Linked DNA regions of Mus musculus: regions 2 and 3 are each linked to region 1. A link is a loop called in an ENCODE intact Hi-C map of the cell type or tissue named here. Cell type or tissue: left cerebral cortex. All regions are shown on one strand. Region 1 overlaps Caps2 (calcyphosphine 2). Region 2 overlaps Gm46179 (a long non-coding RNA gene). Region 3 overlaps 1700010J16Rik (RIKEN cDNA 1700010J16 gene).

The links. Hi-C counts contacts between places; a loop is a spot of excess contacts. Peaks named below come from ENCODE experiments on the same cell type or tissue, not always from the same donor. Only the 100,000 strongest peaks of a DNase experiment are listed, where the experiment ranks them.
Region 2: it touches region 1 in a loop (8-fold over the local background); 4 of 42 quality-filtered maps call a loop at or near these places.
Region 3: it touches region 1 in a loop (12-fold over the local background); 10 of 42 quality-filtered maps call a loop at or near these places.

The regions. Positions count from the first base shown.
Region 1 is chr10:112,198,858-112,206,857 of GRCm38, reverse strand. Caps2 (calcyphosphine 2) reads right to left here. Exons shown (of 18, transcript NM_001310675.1): 13 at 7,098-7,216; 14 at 6,097-6,176; 15 at 2,824-2,978. Among named protein-coding and RNA genes, the nearest start is that of Caps2, 39 kb to the right of the region's middle. In left cerebral cortex, a CTCF peak has its summit at 3,217; a DNase peak (open chromatin) is centred at 3,193.
Region 2 is chr10:112,018,441-112,026,440 of GRCm38, reverse strand. It overlaps Gm46179 (a long non-coding RNA gene), which reads right to left. Exons shown (of 3, transcript XR_001779642.2): 3 at 1,704-2,008. It also overlaps the pseudogene Gm7269. Among named protein-coding and RNA genes, the nearest start is that of Gm46179, 20 kb to the right of the region's middle. In left cerebral cortex, no CTCF peak of the experiment used is centred here; no DNase peak of the experiment used is centred here.
Region 3 is chr10:112,745,108-112,753,107 of GRCm38, reverse strand. The region is part of intron 2 of 1700010J16Rik (RIKEN cDNA 1700010J16 gene); the gene reads right to left. Among named protein-coding and RNA genes, the nearest start is that of 1700010J16Rik, 22 kb to the right of the region's middle. In left cerebral cortex, a CTCF peak has its summit at 6,216 (motif pointing right); a DNase peak (open chromatin) is centred at 6,235.

The DNA.
Region 1 (8,000 bases):
AAAGGTGCTGTTTAAAACCCTATTCTACTCAGTGTTCGTAATAACAAAAGAAGTTACAGTATTCCTTTATTGAAGCTCAGAGAAATATATTCTCAATGATTCTATCACGATGTTGACTTTCAATGAGGCTGTAAATAAAACACCCAAGTTGGCAAGCAGATACTCAGGAATTATTCTCTTCCAATTCCTAATCTTTTCAAATAAAACTGTAATTAGAAAGCTAAGATTCAACAGACCCAGCCTCCCTATACCGTTATTTTTTGTGTGTCAAAATGCCTCATGCATTACAAAGAAAAATATGTGTATGTATAGTTGAGTTATAGCCGAGTCTGAGTTTCACTTTTACGAATCATGAGTCAAAACAAACACGAGGCAAACATGTTCACTTAAAGAATATCAGACTTAAAAGGACTTCTCAAGGCTCAGAAGAAGGATTTTCAAAAATTAAGTAGTGCAATTTAGTAACAAAAAAATTATGTGTCTACATGTGATTCAGAATAGAAACTAATTCAATTGGAATTTTTGCTTCATTGATAATATTTCTATGTAAACTTGGCTCTTTGCAGAACATACCACTTTTTATTTAAAATAAGAGCGAACAACTGTGTCTTTTTACAAATATGATCTACTTCACAGTGAGACCAGGGCTGGTGAAATCTTATTCTCACATCTCCCTGTATGCACTTATGGTTGCATAAGCATGTATATTGCATAGGTGATATAACAAGAAGCAAAATAAAAATATTAGTTAAAATAGGTGATATGGCTGGAAATGTAGATCAATGGTATGATACTTACTTTGCATGTATAAGACTCTAGGACCGATTCCAAAAAAAAAAAAATCAAGTTTACATAAAACAAAACATATGAGAAAGTATGAAACTTGCATGCTTACATTATCCTTCTTAGTAATTGTGATGGTTTGAATGAAAATGGCCCCTATAGGCTCATATATTTGAATGTTTCAGTCCCCATTGGTGGAACTGTTTGGGAAGGATTAGAAGGTGTGGCCTTCTTGAAGGAGGTATGACCCTGAGGCTGGGCTTTGAGATTTCAAAAGACCATGCCATTCCTCGTTAGCTCTCGAATTTTGTGTTATGATTGTCGTGTCAACCTGTAGGATCTCTACTGTTCCAGTGACATGTCTGCCTGCCTGCCTGCTGCCATGCTCCACACCATGAGGGTCCTGGACTTTAACATTCTCGGGCACTAACAGCCTCCAGCTAAACACTTTCTTTTATAAATTGCCTTGGCCATGGAGTTTTGTCACAACACTAGAAAAGTAATCAAGGCAGAAATCTTAGAATAATTAGTCCTGTTCACTAGTTATAAACATTTCACGAACAAATACAGAAGCACCAGAGGAATGCAGTACTTTCCCACATTCCAGGGGACAAGCTATGTGGACCCTGGGCCTCTATCAGTTGCGATTGACCTGTCTGTTTAACAAAGATATACCAGTGAATTCTAATTTCCTACTCTTGTTTTATTTTGTTCATCTATGAAAGAAAGGTGGTAAGGTGGATGGTCCCTGGTCTGTCTCACCAGACACACCACAAGCTTCAATGTTATTATCACAACAATCCAAAGGACAATTGTGTCCCAACAGTGATAAGCCATGTCACCCTGACACCGAATTTTACAGTTGATAAAGCAAATTCCCATGTGATTTTTTTTTTATTAGAGCTTCTCTGCCATCCTAGACATAGCAACTGTCTCACAATTGCACAGGCAGGGCCTGTCAATAAGAAAAGTCAGAACACTTGTGTGTCACATGGCTAAGTGATTATGCTTTTACATGAACCTAAATTTCAGACACGTACTACATCATGTGACAAAACAATTGTTTTGTTCAGCAAAAGAGAAAAGTACAAAAGAATCCACATCTGAATCATTTGTGTACTTTTAACCTACAAGCAAAACTTGCAAGTATAGCATACAAGGCTTTGGGGCAACAAACTTAATCTCTCCCACTCTCCCGTCTAATTGCCCCAGTGATGTGCTACTGTGCCCGTGTTTGCCATGGAAGACTCAGTTCAAGGTGCTAAATAAAGAGCAGGAACCTGAGCCACCTTGGTCCCCATCTGGATGGGATGTGACATTTCACTTACAGACACAACTTGCTGTGAAGAAACTAAAATGGACGCTGATACAGAAAGGATCGGAGTTCAGGCAGCAGAGCTCCTCTGTTAAGGAAAGCTGTGGCCCAAATGATGAGAAAAATCTAGAACACAGAGATCTAGTGTGATTCATGTCAGAGTGAAGTAAGTCCCTGTGGCTTAGGGAAGAGCCACACTTCATGCTGGGAGACTGCTTCTCCTTTCCAGGAAATGACCATTCTCTGAGTCAGGAACCCCTCTTCTTGGGAGATCCACTGTCTGCTATTATTCTTCTCTACCCTTGCCTGGTTAATTCTTCCTCATTATTCACAACCCAGCCTGATGCATCCTCCCCCAGGGGTCCTGCCAACATCTTAGAGCTCCTTCCTGATAACTTAGCTTGGAAGTGAGTACCACCACACAGGTTCCTAAAGCCGCCTTCTCTGTTTGATGCATGTATTGACCACTTTCTTCAGTTTTGAAGATTTCGAGATGAAGAGTACGTCATTACAGAGTTTAACAATATGCCTGGCTATAAAACACTTCAGAAGCATATGATAAAGGGATAGATGTAAACATTTTAAAAATAAATGAGACTTGTGGCCTCGTGGCATAACCCTGATAGCAGAGGGTTTTAAAAAATAGGCTATTAGAATTTCATTAGAAAAGTGAGCAAGGCCATGCAAGAATACACCCAGAGCAGAAAATGCTGTGTGGTACATACCTGTTCAGACACTTCCAAGTGAAAGGTTTTCAGAGCTTGCTGAAAATCTGCCTTTTCTAAAAGCCCATTCCCTTCCTTGTCCAAACCTTGGAAGTATCTTCCCAATCCAGTCAAAATACGAGCACCCTTCTTGTGCAGTTGTTCTTTCAATTTATCTGTTTAGTAAAAAGAGAGAGGGGAGCTAATTGCTTCTGTGCACCAAGCTTTCAAATTGCAGTTGTTTCTCTTCTGAGAAAATAAGTTGATAATAATGGAAAAGAAGATGTGAATATTCAATGAATACATGCGTAGGGCTGACTTTGGAAAGGAGAATGTTTTTAATAACCACAATGTCAGACACAACTGCATATTCATGATACAGCAGAGCCACAGCACCACTGTGTGGTGAAAGTGTCGCATGCTACATACAGGGAGACAATGTTCCTCTCTATTCATAAGCAAGTAATCTAAGTCTTAAGATTACAATCTTAGTTTCTCTTGTTTAGATCATCTTTTCTAACTGCCCCATATCTTTCCTATTTTTTTTTATTTACACTACTGAATTTCAGAATAGATGCCTGACAAATCACACACCAAAAATATCAGTTCAAAAAACTTTAAGTAGTTTAAAAGTTGAAATCTGGAACAAAATGTGTGAAATGACATCTGGGTCTTGGCATACTCGTCCATATTTACATATTCATAGCAACTATTTTATCCAGAAAATTCTAGAGGTCTCTGGCTCCTAAACACTCCTTCTAGCACATATAATGCTGTCTGTATTGTACTACAATGGATACATTAGAAAAGAAGAGTGCAACTGTCACGAGCTTCACTAGTGACAAAAACTGTGTTGTCGATGACAGAGCAGAGAGAAAGACCTGCTAACAAGGGCGGAGCCAGTCTCAGCCAACCATACAGGCAGCTGCTCGCTTCCTTAATGTCTGATCACGAATACTATCTCAGGACTCATCAAAATTCTAGAAGTATATATTGACTTCTCTGATGATTTGTTTTATACCTTCCTCCCTCCTCGATGATGGAATCCAATAGAGGAATTGTATGTATCACCTACTACACTGCACTGGTTAGAAGGCCAGGCCTTAGACAATTGTAAAGATGTTTCAGTGTCCAGAGTCTATCTACATTTCCTCTGTCCCCTCTGGATTCCCAGGGAAAGGTAATAAGACATTACTCTCACCGAGAGGTGGAAGAAGAGTTGCAAAGGATCTACACAAAGTTGTGTGTCTACGGAACAGCAGGATCTGCTTACAGACGTCAGAGCACATTCAATAGAAAATGAGGTGGAGATATGTCAGGCACTAAGCCACTAGTCTCTTCAGGATATCGTCTAGGCAAGTACAAGGACATGGTGGTTCCTGCCTATACTCCCAGACTCTGGAGATAAGGAAAGAGGATTGCCGTGAGTTCTAGAGCAGTCAGGTTTGCACAGTGAGCGGCAATCTATCTGAGTTTCAGTGTGAGCCCTAGTGTAAGTGTATCTGTGTATGTACAAATGTATGTGTAGATAGACATGTATGTATATATACATACAGATACACATATATATGCACACACACACACACACATATATATATATCCATATCCATATGCAGATACATATGTATCATGGCCCATGGAGATGATGAGTCAATGGGGAAAGGTACCTGCCAATCCTGACAACCTGAGTTTGAGTTGTAGGAAAAAACCTGACATCTGCAAGTTGTCATCTTACCTCACTTGTATGCTGTATCACACACACAAATACACACTACACAAACAAGTTAATATACTTTTAATTTTTAAAAATGTCAATTTTACACGTTATTTAGCTTATAATTCAACTCATAATATCAAATATTTCTAAAATTATTATTATAACTACACCCTCTTGCTTAGTACCATTAATAAAAAACTTGAAAATACTTTTTAACTATTTTATTATTTATGTATATATTTGGGTATCAAGGTTTATTTTATTAATAATTTACATATTTGTGCATTTGTGTAAGGGTAAATGCACACACGCTTATGGGTGCTCATAAAGTCCAAAAGAGCACCTCAGAGCCCCGACAGGTGGAGTTACAGAGAATTGTGAGCTACATGATGTGGGGGATGTGAACCAAACTAACGTCCTCTAGCGTAGTGGCAGGCCCTCCTATTTGCTTAGTCATCCCCTGGCCCCCTAAAACATTATATATATATACACACACACACATACACATATATACATATACACACATATATGTATGTATGTGTATGTATATGTATATATGTGTATGTATGTATATGTATTTGTATATGTGTATATATATATATACATACATATATATATATATATACATACATATATATGTATACACACACACACACACATATATATATATAAAAGTTTTAGTGGGATAAAGATATACATAGTACCCATGTGTATGTGTGTGTGTATATTATATATGTATATATACATGAAAGTATATATATATATATATATATATATATATATATATATATGTACATATATATGTGTGCATATGTATATGTGTGTGTACACACACACACACAAAGATACCAACAGACAAGCTTTATTGGCAACAGTCTCTATTAAGGAACAATGTGTGGATGTTTACGGAAAATAAATTCTATGTTTAAGATTCAGGTGGGATTTATCAGTGATTCAACATTCACATAAATATCTCTGATTAAAATATATATATTTAACAATATATATATAATGTTTCAGCAATATGAACTAACTAATAACCCTGAGGTTGTGTCTCTAGCTGCATATATAGCAGAAGATGGCCAAGTTGGCCATCATTGGGAAGAGAGGCCCCTTGGTCTAGCAAACTTTATATACCCCAGTACAGGGGAACACCAGGACCAAGAAGTGGGAGTGGGTGTGCAGGGGAGCAGGGTGGGGGGAGGGTATAGGGGACTTCAGGATAGCATTTGAAATGTAAATGAAGAAAATATCTAATAAAAATTGTTTAGAAGGCTCAAAAAAAGAAAATGCATATTCATGCACTGTAGAATGCAAGTCAGCTATGAATGAGGGGTCCTACCATTTATGACAACTTGGATAAATGTGGAGGCATTGTATAAAATGAAATAAGCCATTCACATAAATAAAGTCACTGTACCATCTCAAATATATATATGTAAAATGTTTCTATAAAGTATATTGTGTACTTTCTTAAAAAATAAAAATTGTAAATTGAAAATTTGGAAGTATCTCAAATACAATTCTAAATGATAATGAGTAAAATCATGTGTGAGATTGTAGAAGACGCAGCATACCCTGAATGGCCTGTAGCACCAACTGATCATGAGCCTCCGGACTGACTGCCTCTTCTTCCCCATGTTCCGCAGAGGCAGCTCTGAAGTGAGAACAGACAGGCTAAGCTTTGCTTCCCCATTCCAGACTCAATGATGCTCTCAACAGCTGTGGAGGCGTACAAGCTAGAGAAAGCCCCACTTCTGCCCATTGCTTTTGATTCCCTGGAGAATTAAATCCAGAGCTATAAAAGCACTCCAGTCTTTGAAGATATTAATTTTCATGACTGCTTTAATGTTTTTAAATATGTAACTATAACTATCTATTTAAAAGCAGCTTTAGCTTACAAAGTATAAACTGTAAATAGACTTTTAATGCCTTGAAGATGCATTAATAAAGATTCTCAGAGCTAGATTATAGACTGCACTCTCATATATATACATATATATATATAATATCAATTATTACCATTTAAATAATAATTACTGTCAAGTGTCATTCAACAAGAAGAATGTGCATTTCTATTATTTAAAATAGCCTTCAATGTAATTTTTTATTTGTAACATTATTGTTTCACTATATATATATATATATATATATATATATATATATATATATATATATATATATATTTGTCAATGAATAAATTGTATCACCATAGGGGCCTTGGCTTTTTGTGCTATAAAAGATATTACACCAACAATGTAGGAAACAGTTATGATGCTGAACTGATAGCCTAACTTTTAAAGCCCCACTTTTGATAGCATTTTAAAAAATAAAAGGACAAATTAATACATTCTCTTGATTATAAAACAGAACAATTTTACATTTTTAATTGCCATATATGTTCCAAATCATGAAGTAAGTTTGATTATAATACAGGACATAATGCAGATATACACAGCTATGATTTGTAAAGTATAAGCCTTCTGAAATGTGAATTGCTTTGTGATAGAAACTCCTTTTGAGATTCAAACTACGCTGTTATCACGTACTTTCAAAATGACACATGCATTTAACTTACTTCAGAGAATTCAAAGCTACTTGATCAATATTTGTAATTCGAAGTCTAAGCAATGCATTTTCTTTTATGGTCTTTGGAAGGCTAGGTTGATCACAGCTCAAAAATGTCAAAGTTGCACCCTGAGGAAATGAACAGACGAAAAAAAAAAAGTCTTAAAGCTAGAAAATACCTAAAATTAAAATACAGCTCATTCTGATGGAAGAGATTTGGTTTTTATCATAGTTGCCTTGGTATGTTCTAATGTGACCAAAATATAGTAGATTTAAAGAGTATTTAAGGACTACATCCAACTAATACTATAGAAAAATGAACTAATCCCCCCAAAAGAAAACCCTAACACAGTATACAATAGTCATGTGACTAAAAGGTAATCCATGTACTAGATAAGAACCACAGAAGGGATGGCATGAGTTCTGCTGAATGTGTGGTGATCTCTGTGATGGTCAGTTTGCTTAACATGACATAATATCCAGAATTGCCTGGGAAAGGAGTCTCAGTGTGGAACTGTCTATATTAGGCTGACCTGTGAGCATGAGTGGGTGTTAGGCTCTTAACATTCAGTTGGAATGATCCACCCACTGTGGGTGGCATCATTCCCTAGGCAGGGGATCCTAGGATGTCTAACAGTGGAGAAAGCATGTTGAGCCCTCTCATGTGTGCAGTATTGGTTCATCATTCTCTGCTCTTGACTGTGGATATAACATGACATGTTTCTTCAAGTTCCTACCACCTCGAGTTTTCTGTGATGGTGACTTGCAATCTGGACTTGCCACCAAATAAGCCTTTTCTCTCTCTTTTTTCATGGTATTTTATCACAGCAACAGAACAACAACAACAACAAGAAACCCTAAGACAATCCCCAAATTCAGGACAAGAGCTCTTGATTCACAGAAAGATGATGCC
Region 2 (8,000 bases), 180 kb after region 1:
CTTTATCGAAATCTAGCTCAGTTGGAGATTTCTGTAAGCCATAGCACATTTTCCCCAGAATCTGCAGCAACCCTTATTAACTGACGCACACCTAAGGGGGTTACAGTATTGCCACTTGAGAAGTATGATCTTAGTTTATCACTTACTTTTTAAAAAAATTACTATTTTTAAATATCATTGGCATCATCTTGTTTTTCTAGAAATAGACGCGATGCCTGCCGGGAACTAATTGGGTTTTTCTTTACCCAGGACTGTTGTTGTTGTTGTTGTTGTTGTTGTTGTTGTTGTTGTTCTGTTGCTGTGATAAAATACCATGAAAAAGGAGGGAGAAAAGGCTTATTTGGCTGGCAATTCCCGATTGTAAGTCACCATCACAGAAAACTCAAGGTGGCAGGGCAGGATCTTGAAGAAACATGTAATGTCATATCCACAGCCAAGAGCAGAGAATGATGAACCAATACTGCACACATGTTAGGTCTCACCTTGCTTTCTCCACTGTTAGACATCCTAGGATCTAGCCTAGGGAATGATGCCACCCACAGTGGATGGATCTTTCCAACTCAATGTTATGAAAATAACGCCCCCTCATGCTCGCAGGTCAGCCTAATATAGACAGTTCCAAACTGAGACTCCTTTCCCAGGCATTTCTGCATATTATGTCATGTTGACCAAACTGACCATCACAGAGATCACCACACATTCAGCAGAACTCATGCCATAGCTTCTGTGGTTCTTATCTAATAATACAAGGATTCTCTTTTAGTCACATGACTGTTGTATACTGTGCTAGGGGCTTTTGGGGGGGGGGAGATTACTTCATTTTTCTATAGTATTAGTTGGATATAGTCCTTAAATATTCTTCGAATCTACTATATTTTGGCCACATTTAGAACATACCAAGGCAACTATGATAAAAACCAAGTCTCTTCCATCAGAATGAGTTGTATTTTATTTTTGGATATTTTCTAGCTTTAAAACATTTTTTTGTCTGTTCATTTCCTCAGGGTGCAACCTTGACATTTTTGAGCTGTGATCAACCTAGCCTTCCAAAGACCATAAAAGAAAATGCATTGCTTAGACTTCAAATTACAAATATTGATCAAGTAGCTTTGAATTCTCTGAAGTAAGTTAAATGCATGTGTCATTTTGAAAGTACATGATAACAGCATAATTTTGACCTCTAAAGGAGTTTCTATCACAAAGCATTTCACAATTCCGAATGTTTATAGTTTACAAATCATAGCTGTATATATCTATATTATGTCCTGTATTATAATCAAGCTTACTTCATGCTTTGAAACAGATGTGGCAATTAAAATTTTAAAATTGTTCTATTTTATAATCAAGAGAATTTATTAATTTGTTCTTTTATTTTTTTAAATGCTATCAAAAGTGGGGCTTTAAAAGATAGGTTATCAGCCCAGCATCATAACTGTTTCCTACATTGTTAGTGTGATATCTTTTATAGCACAAAAAGCCAAGACCCCTATGGTGATACAATTCATTCATTGACAAATATATATATAGTGAAACAATAATGTTACAAATAAAAAATTACATTGAAGACTATTTTATATAATAGAAATGCACATTCTTCTTGCTGAATGATACTTGACAGTAATTATTATTTAAATGGTAATAATTGAAATTATATATATATGTGTATATATATATATGGGAGTGTAGTCTATAATCTAGCTCTGAGAATCTTAATGCATCTTCAAGGCATTAAAAGTCTATTTACAGTTTATACTTTGTAAGCTAAAGCTGCTTTTAAATAGATAGTTATAGTTACATATTTAAAAACATTAAAGCAGTTATGAAAATTAATATCTTCAAAGATTGGAGTGCTTTTATAGCTCTGGATTTAATTCTCCATGGAATCAATGGCAATGGGCAGAAGTGGGGCTTCCTCTAGCTTGTACGCCTCCACAGCTGTTGAGAGAATCGTTGAGTCTGGAGTCAGGGAGCACAGCTTAGCCTGTCTGTTCTCACTTCAGAGCGGCCTCTGCAGAACATGGGGAAGAAGAGGCAGTCAGTCCGGAGGCTCATGATCAGTTGGTGCTACAGGCCATTCAGGGTATGCTGTGTCTTCTACACTCTCACACACGATTTTCCTCATCATCATTTAGAACAGTATTTGAGATACTTCCAAATTTTATATAGAAACAGTACATATTTTGTTGAATATTTTTTTAATCAGAGACACTTAAGTGAATAGTGAATCACTGATAAATCCCAATCACCTGAATCTTAAAAATATTATTTATTTTCCATAAAATCCACACATTCTTCCTTAATAGAGACTGTTGCCAATAAAGCTTGTCTCTTGTTATCTTTGCATGTGTGTATATATATATATACACATATATACACACATACACATAGGTGCTGTGTATATATATAAATAAAAATTATTAATAAAATAAACCTTGATACCCAAATATATATATATATATATTTATTTATATATATCCAAATATATATATATATATATGTGTGTGTATATATATATACCCAAATATATACATATATACATATATATCTCTTTGGCCCTCTAAAACATATATATAAAAGTATATATGTATATATACTTTCATACACACACACACATACAATGTTTTAGGGAACCAGGGAGATGACTAAGCAAATAGGAGAGCCTGCCACTACTCCAGAGGACGTTAGTTTGGTTCACAACCCCCACATCATGTAGCTCACAATCCTCTGTAACTCCACCTGTCAGGGCTCTGAGGTCCTCTTTTGGGCTTTATGAGCACCCATAAGCATGTGTGCATTTACCCTTACACAAATGCACAAATATGTAAATTATTAATAAAATATACCTCGATACCCAAATATATACATAAATAATAAAATAGTTTTAAAAGTTTATTTAAGTTTTTTATTAATGATACTAAGCAAAAGGGTATAGTTATAATAATAATTTTAGAAATATTTGATAATATGAGTTGAATTATAAGCTAAATAAAGTGTAAAATTGACATTTTTTAATGTTTTTTTGTTTTGTTTTGTTTTGTTTTGTTTTGTTTTGTTTTGTTTTGAGACAGGGTTTCTCTTATAGCTCTGGCTATCCTGGAACTCATTCTGTAAACCAGGCTGGCCTCGAACTCTGAAAACCGCCTGCCTCTACCTCCCGAGTGCTGGGATTAAAGGCATGCACCACCACATCTGGCTAAAATTGACATTTTTAAAAATTAAAAGTATATTAAATTATTTGTGTAGTGTGTGTTTGTGTGTGTGATACCGCATACAAGTGAGGTAAGATGACAACTTGCAGAAGTCAGTTTTTTTCCTACAACTCAAACTCAGGTCGTCAGGATTGGCAAGTACCTTTCCCCATTGACTCATCATCTCCATGGGCCATGATGCATGATACATATGTATCTGCATATGGATATGTATGTGATGTGTGTGTGTGTGTGTGTGTATCTGTATGTATATATACATATGTCTACACATACATTTGTACATACACAGATACACTTACACTAGGGCTCACACTGAAACTCAGGTAGATTGCCGCTCACTGTGCAAACCTGGCTACCCTAGAACTCATGGCGATCCTCTTTCCTTATCTCCAGAGTCTGGGAGTATAGGCAGGAACCACCATGTCCTTGTACTTGCCTAGACGATATCCTGAAGAGACTAATGGCTTAGTGCCTGACATATCTCCACCTCATTTTCTATTGAATGTGCTCTGACATCTGTGAGCAGATCCTGCTGTTCCATAGACACACAACTTTGTGTAGATCCTTTGCAACTCTTCTTCCACCTCTCAGTGAGAGTAATGTCTTATTACCTTTCCCTGGGAAGCCAGAGGGGACAGAGGAAATGTAGATAGACTCTGGACACTGAAACATCTTTACAATTGTCTAAGGCCTGGCCTTCTAGCCAGTGCAGTGTACTAGGTGTTACATACAATTCCTCTATTGGATTCCATCATCGAGGAGGGAGGAAGGTATAAAACAAATCATCACAGAAGTCAATATATACTTCTAGAATTTTGATGAGTCCTGAGATAGTGTTCATGATCAGACATTAAGGAAGCGAGCAACTGCCTGGATGGTTGGCTGAGGCTGGCACTGCCCTTGTTAGCAGGTCTTTCTCTCTGCTCTGTCATCGCCAACACAGTTTTTGTCACTAGTGAAGCTCGTGACAGTTGCACTCTTCTTTTCTAATGTATTCATTGTAGTACGATACAGACAGCATTATATGTGCTAGAAGGAGTGTTTAGGAGCCAGAGACCTCTAGAATTTTCTGGATAAAATAGTTGCTGTGAAGATGTAAATATGGACTAGGACGCCACGACCCAGATGCCATTGACACATTATGTTCCAGCTTTAAACTTTTAAACTACTTAAAGTTTTTTTGAACTGATATTTTTGGTGTGTGATTTGTCGGGGATCTATTCTGAAATTCAGTAGGGTATATAAAAAAAATAAGAAAGATATGGGGCAGTAAGATAAAATGATCTAAACAAGAGAAACTAAGATTTTATTCTTAAGACTTTGAAATGTAAATGAAAAAAATACCTAATAAAAAATTAAAGCTTCCTGGTGAGTGCACAGGGATCTGCCAGCCCGAGAGGTTTGTGCCTCAGGCCCCAGTGGGAGCCTCCTTGGCTCCGGGACTCCGCAGAGGGCAGGCTGCGGAGGGCAGGCTGCACGGGTGACGGTGTGGAGTACAGAGGCCAGCCGTGTCTGGGACAAGCAAGAGCCAGAGAGCTTCTGAGGCGGTGCCATCTTCGGCTCCAGACAACCGGCCACCTTCCTGGCCAAAGCAATACAGCTTCTGGGAAAGATCCTGTTTTGGTCCTTCATCTTCAGCCAGGAGGAGGTCCAAACACCAGATAACTGTGCACCTTCCCTGAAAGAGGAGAGCTTGCCTGCAGAGACTGCTCTGACCACTGAAACTCAGAGGAGAGAGCTAGTCTCCCACGTCTGCTAGTAGAGGGTAACAAAATCAACAGAGGAACAATCTCTAAACAAAGACAACTATAACAACTAACTCCAGAGATTGCCAGATGGCGAAAGGTAAACGTAAGAATACTACTAACAGGAACCAAGACCACTCACCATCATCAGAACCCAGCACTCCCACTTCGCCCAGTCCAGGGCATCCTAACACACCTGAAAAGGTAGACCTGGATTTAAAAGCATTTCTCATGATGATGGTAGAGGACATAAAGAAGGAATTTAATAACTCACTTAAAGAAATACAGGAGAACACTGCTAAAGAGTTACAAGTCCTTAAAGAAAAACAGGAAAACACAACCAAACAGGTAGAAGTCCTTATAGAAAAACAGGAAAACACATCCAAACAGGTGATAGAAATGAACAAAACCATACTAGACCTAAAAAGGGAAGTAGACACAATAAAGAAAACCCAAAGTGAGGCAATGCTGGAGATAGAAACCCTAGGAAAGAAATCTGGAACCATAGATGCCAGCATCAGCAACAGAATACAAGAGATGGAAGAGAGAATCTCAGGTGCAGAAGATTCCATAGAGAACATCGGCACAACAATCAAAGAAAATGGAAAATGCAAAAAGATCCTAACTCAAAGCATCCAGGAAATCCAGGACACAATGAGAAGACCAAACCTACGCATAATAGGAGTGGATGAGAATGAAGATTTTCAACTCAAAGGACCAACAAACATCTTCAACAAAATTATTGAAGAAAACTTCCCAAATCTAAAGAAAGAGATTCCCATGAACATACAAGAAGCCTACAGAACTCCAAATAGACTAAACCAGAAAAGAAATTCCTCCTGACACATAATAATCAGAACAACAAATGCACTAAATAAAGATAGAATACTAAAAGCAGTAAGGGAAAAAGGTCAAGTAACATATAAAGGCAAGCCTATCAGAATTACACCAGATTTTTCACCAGAGACTATGAAAGCCAGAAGAGCCTGGACAGATGTTATACAGACACTAAGAGAACACAAATTCCAGCCCAGACTACTATACCCAGCCAAACTCTCAATTACCATAGATGGAGAAACCAAAGTATTCCACGACAAAACTAAATTCACCCATTATCTCTTCACGAATCCAGCCCTTCAAAGGATAATAACAGAAAAAAACCAATACAAGGACGGGAACCATGCCCTAGAAAAAACAAGAAGATAATCCCTCAACAAAACTAAAAGAAGACAGCCACAAGAACAGAATGCCAACTTTAACAACAAAAATAACAGGAAGCAACAATTACTTTTCCTTAATATCTCTTAATATCAATGGTCTCAACTCCCCAATAAAAAGACATAGACTAATAGACTGGCTACACAAACAAGACCCAACATTCTGCTGCTTACAGGAAACCCATCTCAGGGAAAAAGACAGACACTATCTCAGAGTGAAAGTCTGGAAAACAATTTTCCAAGCAAATAGTATGAAGAAACAAGCTGGAGTAGCCATTTTAATACTGGATAAAATCGACTTCCAACCCAAAGTTATCAAAAAAGACAAGGAGGGACACTTCATACTCATCAAAGGTAAAATCCTCCAAGAGGAACTCACAATTCTGAATATCTACGCTCCAAATGCAAGGGCAGCCACATTCATTAAAGACACTTTAGTAAAGCTCAAAGCACACGTTGCACCTCACACAATAATAGTGGGAGACTTCAACACACCACTTTCATCAATGGACAGATCGTGGAAACAGAAACTAAACAGGGACACAGTGAAACTAACAGAAGTTATGAAACAAATGGACCTGACAGATATCTACAGAACATTTTATCCTAAAACAAAAGGATATACCTTCTTCTCAGCACCTCACGGGACCTTCTCCAAAATTGACCATATAATTGGTCACAAAACAGGCCTCAACAGATACAAAAATATTGAAATTGTCCCATGTATTCTATCAGACCACCATGGCCTAAGACTGATCTTCAATAACAACATAAATAATGGAAAGCCAACATTCACGTGGAAACTGAACAACACTCTTCTCAATGTTACCTTGGTCAAGGAAGGAATAAAGAAAGAAATTAAAGACTTTTTAGAGTTTAATGAAAATGAAGCCACAACGTACCCAAACCTAGGGGACACAATGAAAGCATTTCTAAGAGGGAAACTCATAGCTCTGAGTGCCTCCAAGAAGAAACGGGAGAGAGCACATACTAGCAGCTTGACAACACATCTAAAAGCTCTAGAAAAAAAGGAAGCAAATTCACCCAAGAGGAGTAGACGGCAGGAAATAATCAAACTCAGGGGTGAAATCAACCAAGTGGAAACAAGAAGAACTATTCAAAGAATTAACCAAACGAGGAGTTGGTTCTTTGAGAAAATCAACAAGATAGATAAACCCTTAGCTAGACTCACTAAAGGGCACAGGGACAAAATCCTAATTAACAAAATCAGAAAAGAAAAGGGAGACATAACAACAGATCCTGAAGAAATCCAAAACACCATCAGATCCTTCTACAAAAGGCTATACTCAACAAAACTGGAAAACCTAGACGAAATGGACAAATTTCTGGACAGATACCAGGTACCAAAGTTGAATCAGGATCAAGTTGACCATCTAAACAGTCCCATATAACCTAAAGAAATAGAAGCAGTTATTAATAGTCTCCCAGCCAAAAAAAGCCCAGGACCAGACGGGTTTAGTGCAGAGTTCTATCAGACCTTCAAAGAAGATCTAATTCCAGTTCTGCACAAACTATTTCACAAAATAGAAGTAGAAGGTACTCTACCCAACTCATTTTATGAAGCCACTATTACTCTGATACCTAAACCACAGAAAGACCCAACAAAGATAGAGAACTTCAGACCAATTTCTCTTATGAATATCGATGCAAAAATCCTCAATAAAATTCTCGCTAACCGAATCCAAGAACATATTAAAGCAATCATCCATCCTGACCAAGTAGGTTTTATTCCAGGGATGCAGGGATGGTTTAATATACAAAAATCCATCAATGTAATCCATTATATAAACAAACTCAAAGACAAAAAC
Region 3 (8,000 bases), 550 kb before region 1:
AACTTAAGAAATATGAAGAGTAGATATTTGGAAATGCAACAATATCCTCAAGCTTCTAACACATGAAAGAAGCCAGATGGAAAAGACCCAGTACTGTATCATACATCATTAGAATGAAATATCTAGAGGATATAAAACCATAGACACATAAAGAGGGATATAGTGGTGGGATTGCCAACAGTAACTGGAAGGGACCCATCAGTGGTATTGGGGTCTGTTGGAAGTAGTACAACTGCTAGAAATTTGGTTTGTGGTGATGGATACACAACTCTTTAACTCGACCAGATACCCTGAACTTACAATTCAAGTGAGTGAATATTTTAACACATAAATCAAACTAAAGGTATGATTAAAAGATATTTTTAGTAATAAAATGTACACACATTGGTTCATATAGATATGTATATATGAATATATATTCATATACATATGGAATATATGTGTGTGTATACGTATATTCCTGCCATGGTGATGCTGCTGTCCACTTTTAGTGAAGTCTGATTACATCAATTAATCTGATTAACACACCCATCACAGACAAATCCAGAAGCTAGCTAACTCTTCACAATGTACCTAGACATTTGTTTTTTAAGTGGTTCCAAACCACTACTTTAGCTCAGTAATTGTAAAACTTCCCTGACATTTAATTAATATCCCTAGCTTATGAATTGAGGCTACATGAATTGTTTCCACCTGGATGGATTGACAATGGAGAGATTATAGAAATAAATACAAGCCTAGCTGATTCTTGTCTTGCTTTGGAAAGGTAGAGAGACTATGAAAAAATTTTCAAAATCCATTAATTTAGAAAAAGAGCAATAAATAGCTTCCTTAAATGTAAGACATGTGAGTAAAAGATCAAATCTGGAATCTCTCTAATGCCTTTAAAAATCACAACAAACAAAGAAGGATTTATGATGGCAATACTCTGAATTATTGGAAACCCCTGTGTAGTATCTCATGATATCAAATTGACAGTTCTTCTAATGATCTCAATAGTAAATTAATATAGTTGAATTTAACTTAAAACTGGCATTTTAAAATAGTTTTTTTTTGTTTTTTGCATTTTGCATTTTCTTTGATTGTTGTGCCAATGTGGAGAAAAAGAGGAACACTCCTCCATTGTTGGTGGGATCGAAAGCTTGTACAACCACTCTGGAAATCAGTCTGGCGGTTCCTCAGAAAATTGGACATAGTACTACCGAAGGATCCCGAAATACCCCTCCTGGGCATATATCCAGAAGATGTTCCAACCGGTAAGAAGGACACATGCTCCACTATGTTCATAGCAGCCTTATTTATTTATAATAGCCAGAAACTGGAAAGAACCCAGATGCCCCTCAACAGAGGAATGGATACAGAAAATGTGGTACATTTACACAATGGAGTACTACTCAGCTATTAAAAAGAATGAATTTATGAAATTCCTAGGCAAATGGTTGGACCTGGAGGGCATCATCCTGAGTGAGGTAACCCAATCACAAAATAACTCACACAATATGTACTCACTGATAAGTGGATATTAGTCCAGAAACTTAGAATACCCAAGATATAAGATACAATTTGCAAAACACAGGAAACTTAAGAAGAACGAAGACCAAAGTGTGGATACTTTGCTCCTTCTTAGAATTGGGAACAAAACACCCATGGAAGGAGTTACAGAGACAAAGTTTGGAGCTGAGACGAAAGGATGGACCATCTACAAACTGCCATATCCAGGGATTCATCCCATAATCAGCTTCCAAAGCTGACACCGTTGCATACACTAGCAAGATTTTATTGAAAGGACCCAGATATAGCTGCCTCTTGTGAGACTATGCCGGGGCCTAGCAAACACAGAAGTGGATGCTCACAGTCAGCTAATGGATGGATCACAGGGCTCCCAATGCAGGAGCTAGAGAAAGTAGCCAAGGAGCTAAAGGGATCTGCAACCCTATAGGTGGAACAACATTATGAACTAACCAGTACCCCGGAGCTCTTGACTCTAGCTGCATATGTATCAAAAGATGGCCTAGTCTGCCATCACTGGAAAGAGAGGCCCATTGGTCATGCAAACTTTATATGCCTCAGTACAGGGGAACGCCAGGGCCAAGAAGTGGGAGTGGGTTGCTGCGGGAGTGGGTGGGGGTGCATGTCGAGGACTTTTGGGATAGCATTGGAAATGTAAATGAAATAAATACCTAATTAAAAAAATAGGTTTGTGTGTGTGTGTGTTCCTAACATAATGGTTGTAGGTACAACTAATAATCCCATATTTTAAGCCCTAATTTTCTTTTTCTTTTCTTTTCTTTTCTATAATTAGATATTTTTATTTGCATTTCAAATGTTATCCCCTTTCCTGGTTTCCCTTCTGAAACTCTCTATCCCCTCTTCCCTCCCCCTGTTCACCAATCCACCCACTCCTACTTCATGGTCCTGGCATTCCCCTACACTGAGGCATCAAGCCCTCACAGGACCCAGGGCCTCTCCTCACATTGATGACCAACAAGGCCATTCTCTGCTACATATGTAGCTGAAGCCATGGGTCCCTCCATGTGTACTCTTTGGTTGGCGATTTAGTCCCTCGGATCTCTGGGGGTACTAATTGGTTCACACTGCTGTTCCTCCTATGGAGCTGCAACCCCCTTCAGCTTCTTGGGTCCTTTCTCTAGTTCCTCCATTGGGGACCCTGTGCTCAGTCCAATGCTTGGCAGAGAGCATCCACCTCTGTATTTATCAGGTACTGGCAGAGGAGACAGCTATATCAAATCTCCAGGGAGTACACTTAGCCCCCCTATCAATCTTTTTTAGCTCCTCTGTCTTTTGTAATTCTTAATCAATATAGGCATATCAGAAGTCATCGCTTGTCATATCAGAAACCTGTATCACTCATCTTCCAGTTGTACAATTTTCTAGATGTCACACACATGTTTGTAAAAATCTTTTCAGATTTACCCAGGCTTATTAGAGGAGGTACTCGACCCATGTTATCAACTATTACAAGATGGTTCTACACTGTAGCATTTGCCGTTCATCTTCCCAATCTTTTCTATACAGTGCTCAGGCCCAGCACTCCAAGAATGTGTATTCAGAAAAAATATTTTCCTGTGGTCCTATGTTCCAGGTACCATACAGTGTGTAGATTTTATGTTCATAAGCACCAGAGGAATTGAAATTGGCTGCTACACTTTTTGATCTACCTAATTTACCTCCTGCAAACCCAAGTGCCTGGACCATTCTTTCCCCCGGGGAATTTTTCTCTCCATCTGTTCTGTTTCCCTCCAGAAAGTTTCCTATTGCCTTGTGTCTATTCACTGGTCTGGAATTGGTTGGGTGCTTGATTGTTACCCATCTTCTCTGGCTGACAGGCATCTAGGTAACTGCCAATCCTACTTCCCAAATCTCTGAACTTACATATCTCTTCTGTTTAAAGACTATGGAAGAGAAAAGCACCTAACCTAAGTGAATGAATAGAATCTTCATAGAAAGAACAGGGAGGCTTAATCAGTGAGCTGCCATTTATCTTTCTTCTAAAGCAGTAACAACTCATTAGCATGCAGTATTATTGTGTTTTCCTTTAATTATGTAAAAAAAAAATACCTGTTACTTTTGCACTAGGTGGTTGATCTTTTTAACTGATGTTTTGTTGAACATGTGTCCACTTCTAGTTTAGTTTTTTTTTTTCTTCTTCTTCAGAGCCAGCTGTTGTGGTTTAAATGAGTCTTCCATGGGCTCCTACATTTGAACATTTGGTCCGCACAGCTGGTGATACTATTTGGGAAAGTTTAGAATGTAGATCTTTACTGGAGAAAGCACATAACTGTAGGTGAGTATTTAGAGTTTATCAGTTTCATCTAAGAATTTTAACTGATGGAAGGAAAACGAAAGACACACAAGCAAAAAGACGTAGCCTAGTTGCCTTAGTTTCGACCATTATCTTACCTGCCCCTTCTGACTCCTGTTTCCTTTAGTAATGAGGTCAGTAATGAAGACACAATAAAAAGAGTTCACAGAGTTCTGTACTATAACAAGTTATTTGATTCATTTTTTATTATGTCTAAGTGACTAATTTTATTAAACACTCAGAAAACAATAGTATACTGCTTTCTAACAATTTCTATTTTAAAATTAAGTTTTCAGCTCTTAATAATCACTAAAAAGCATCACTGATATATCTGTACTTAAGGTGACCAATGCTTATTGCTGGCTTCTCTTCTGCCATCCATTTACTTAGGTTCTGAGCATAATACACGCACACACACACACACTCACATGCACACGCACATGCACAAGCACATACACACATGCACACACAAATGTTACAATTTGTTACCATTAGATAAATTGATGTCTGCTAAATAATAGATGCACAAAATAATTGACAGTTAAAATATGCCATAGCACTAAGTAAAATACAGTAGTTATAAAATATAGGCACCCACAGTATATAGAGAATATTTCTTTTGTATCCCAAACTGTATTACAAACTCCAAATGTATTGATTTATATGTTATTTGGTTGCTACTATTAGACTCCTATCCATTTCCAGTTATTTCAAATAGCCAGAGGCAAAAAAAAATAAACCTCTGAAGGTTGAATGGTTCCTCAAAAGACCAACAAAGATAGCAAAGTCCAGACACAAAGCAATTTGTTTTTGGAAACTGCATTTCTTAATTAACAAAGATGGGCATCTACATTAACCAAGGGAGTCAGTCAGCTACAATTTGAAAAAGAAAGTCATGTACTCATATAACAGAAAGTGAAGTGTCCAGTGCAATGGAGACATACTAGTATTTTACTTAGTCTCTAAAGTGAAAAGCTAAAGAACACGGAGAGAAGAACCTGGAACAGCTCAGTTGTATGGTTTCACTGCTATGGTGTCCTGTTCAACAACATTACATATTCATTCATGGGCAACTATAGCATCCTTTAAATCGTTGAGTCTTGACTGTGCTGTGTGTAGAGTTATGAAGCACATTTTCCCCCAAGTTTAGCTTATGCCTTACTATATCCACAGGCGATTGTTACATAGGTATTCTTTTTATAACTGGATACACTATTACATTACAAAGTATTAAGTAGCAAAGCAAGGTGCTACTGTTACTGCTTATAATTTGTTAGAGGCAGAAATGTTGGATTCAAATTTGAAATCTTATTCTATAGATAAAATGTACCATTTTATTAATTTAACATCATCGGTAAAGATTACAGTTAAGATCACTGTCGCCTACCAGTTAACTACCAACTAACTTATCAAAATGGCTAGCCACTCTATGTGATAGTTACCAAATATAAAAAAATAATTTTTAAGGAAAATATCTGTAGCCCTGGGAAACAGCAGCATGTTCATGATTTTCCTTTTGAAAAGTAGAGTTTCTATCTTATTCTGCTTCTTGTCTGGATGCTGGATGGTTCCACTGATAAATAAGTAACTGTGTTCCTTTTAATATGTAAATGATGTGTCTTGAGGGTTAGGTGCATCATCTCTGAATGAACACTGACCTGGAAGTCCTCTACTGTATGTGTGTTGGTGGCCTCAAACCAGCTGGTGTATGCTGTCTGTTTGGTGGTCCAGTGTTTGAGAGATCTCGGGGGTCCAGATGAATTGAGACTGCTGGTCCTCCTACAGGATCGCCCTTCTCCTCGGCTTCTTTCAGCCTTTCCCTAATTCAACAACAGGGGTCAGCTGCTTCTGTTCATTGGTTGGGTGCAAATATCTGCATCTGACTCTTTAAGCAGCTTGTTGGGTCTCATGCTAGATCCCTTTTTGTGAGTGTTCCATAGCCTCAGTAATAGTGTCAGGCCTTGGGGCCTCCCCTTGAGCTGGGTCACACTTTGGGCCTGTTGCTGGACCTTCTTTTCCTCAGGCTTCTCTCCATTTTTATCCCTAGAGGTCAGGCAGTGTGGAGGGTGGGGTCATCCATGTGGAGACAGGGTGGGGAGGATGTGTGGGATGTGGAAGGTGGATGGGGAAGGAGGGGATTGGAATATGAAGTGTAAAAAATGAATTAAAAATACAATAAAATTTAAAAATGTAAATAATGTGATTGCTTCTAAATTCTCAAAATCTTTCACCCCAGTGTTTATCCAACTATCTTAATACGATTTTAACCTAAGACAGAAGAAACAAGTGAGCCTGTAAACTCAATTTGCTTATACTTCAAATTCATGTTTGATTTAGCTAAGTCTCATGAGTATTAGCCAGTTTTCTATGTTGGTGAATTTCTAACAGCAGAGGGAGCTCACAGTGTAGTCTTTTGATTTTAGCTACATTACATACTGTTATTGTGACTGCTTAATGGCTGGGCCATTGAGCTTAAAGGTTAATTTATCAAGGACATTTTTACAAGTACATACTGGCAGATGAAATGTGTGGACTATGCTTTATAGCTTCACAATAAATAGTGGAATATTTCAAAACCTCACTCCATGTGCATTCATTGTGTCATTGGAATATTAAACCTGAACCTCTTTTAGACGGTATACAAACAAGTCAACTGTTGTGGATTTGTTTGTTCACATCTATTATCTTAAGTTTAGATTTATATCTTCTCAGTATCTCCCCTCAGCTGCCTGAAAGACATCTGGAATTCTATCAGAACAACCTTTCTGCTTTGTGAGACCTCCCACTCCCAAACCACGTCTTATTTCGGCTGAGGACATTAGCCTTATGTCTGTTCAAGGAAGACATCTTGGAGTCTTCTCCACTTCTCCCTTGAAGCCTTATGGCTAATCTTTCACCTACCTGTAAATCATTCCAAAATACTTGAGAATATACTTCTCAGTATTGCATGCTACCTTCTTGTCATTCCTAATTTGCAGCACCATAGAAGCCACCTAAAGAGGATGCTCCAGTCTATGCTCAGTAAAAAAACTCAAATCATCTCTTAGGAATGAAAGTGCACCATGCTATTCCATCTTTAAAACCTTCCAAATAGTTCCACCTTGAACTGAAAATGCTGGCCAGTGTCTTTCCAATACCTCTGAGCCCTCTTGTGCCAACTCCCCACTGCTCTTGTTAGATACAATCTTACTCTACCACTTCTCTCTATGGACTATACACAGTAATTTGACTATTGACACTAATTTGGGGTCTTCACATGAATTGTGTGAGTCTGGGAAGTCTTTTTTTTTTCCAGTGCCTATTCAACCATTCCATCCACTCCTTTGCTCTTTCCTAAAATGTCACTGGTTCCCTAAGTAGACTCTGATCCACCCATGTAAAATTGCAAGTTCTTTCCCCTACTTTCTCTACCTTTTAACCTATGTACTATTTTTAACTATTGAAGTTCCTCCAATATGCTACATGATGGTTTACATGCTTATAACATTTATTTTCTATTCTAAAGTGTAAATGCCAAAAGGACAAAGGACTCTTTTAATTCCCTGATATAGCCCAGGCACATAGACAATCCTGCAGTGTGTGTGTTTGTGTGTGTGTATGAGTGTGCGTGTGTGTATGTGTGGCAAATACTAGCTATGATTATTTTATAACACATGTGCTGCTATATATTTTCAGTGCTTTATTAATCATGTAAATCTAGCACCCAGAGGACTTAACTGTGGTAATCACAGTTTGTGTGTGTGTGGGCACACGGGTGTGTTTCTAATATAGCATAAATTATTTTGGGAGGAAGGGTGCCAAGAATTTGTAATAACTTTCCATGGAGAAATACAGTGTTATTTTCTCACTTGAAAGATTTTATTACAAAACTAATTGCTTCAAGTAACCTTTCCTCCAATTTCCTTAAATAAAAACGTTAAGGTGTTATGTAAATCAGATGAGTCTGAGGATACATAGTAGTGTAGCTGGTGTCTCAGAGATTGGTGATCACTGGTGGAATGAAAATGTCAGAAATGTTAACTGTTTGATTGAATTAATAAATTAAGTTAATTAAGTTATATGTTTTAAAAAATCTATTATTATTATATAGACTATAATAAATATGATCAAATCTGATTGTTGTTCACAATAACTGTTAGATCACAGACACTCTTACTTCCTAGCTCCCTGTCTCAAG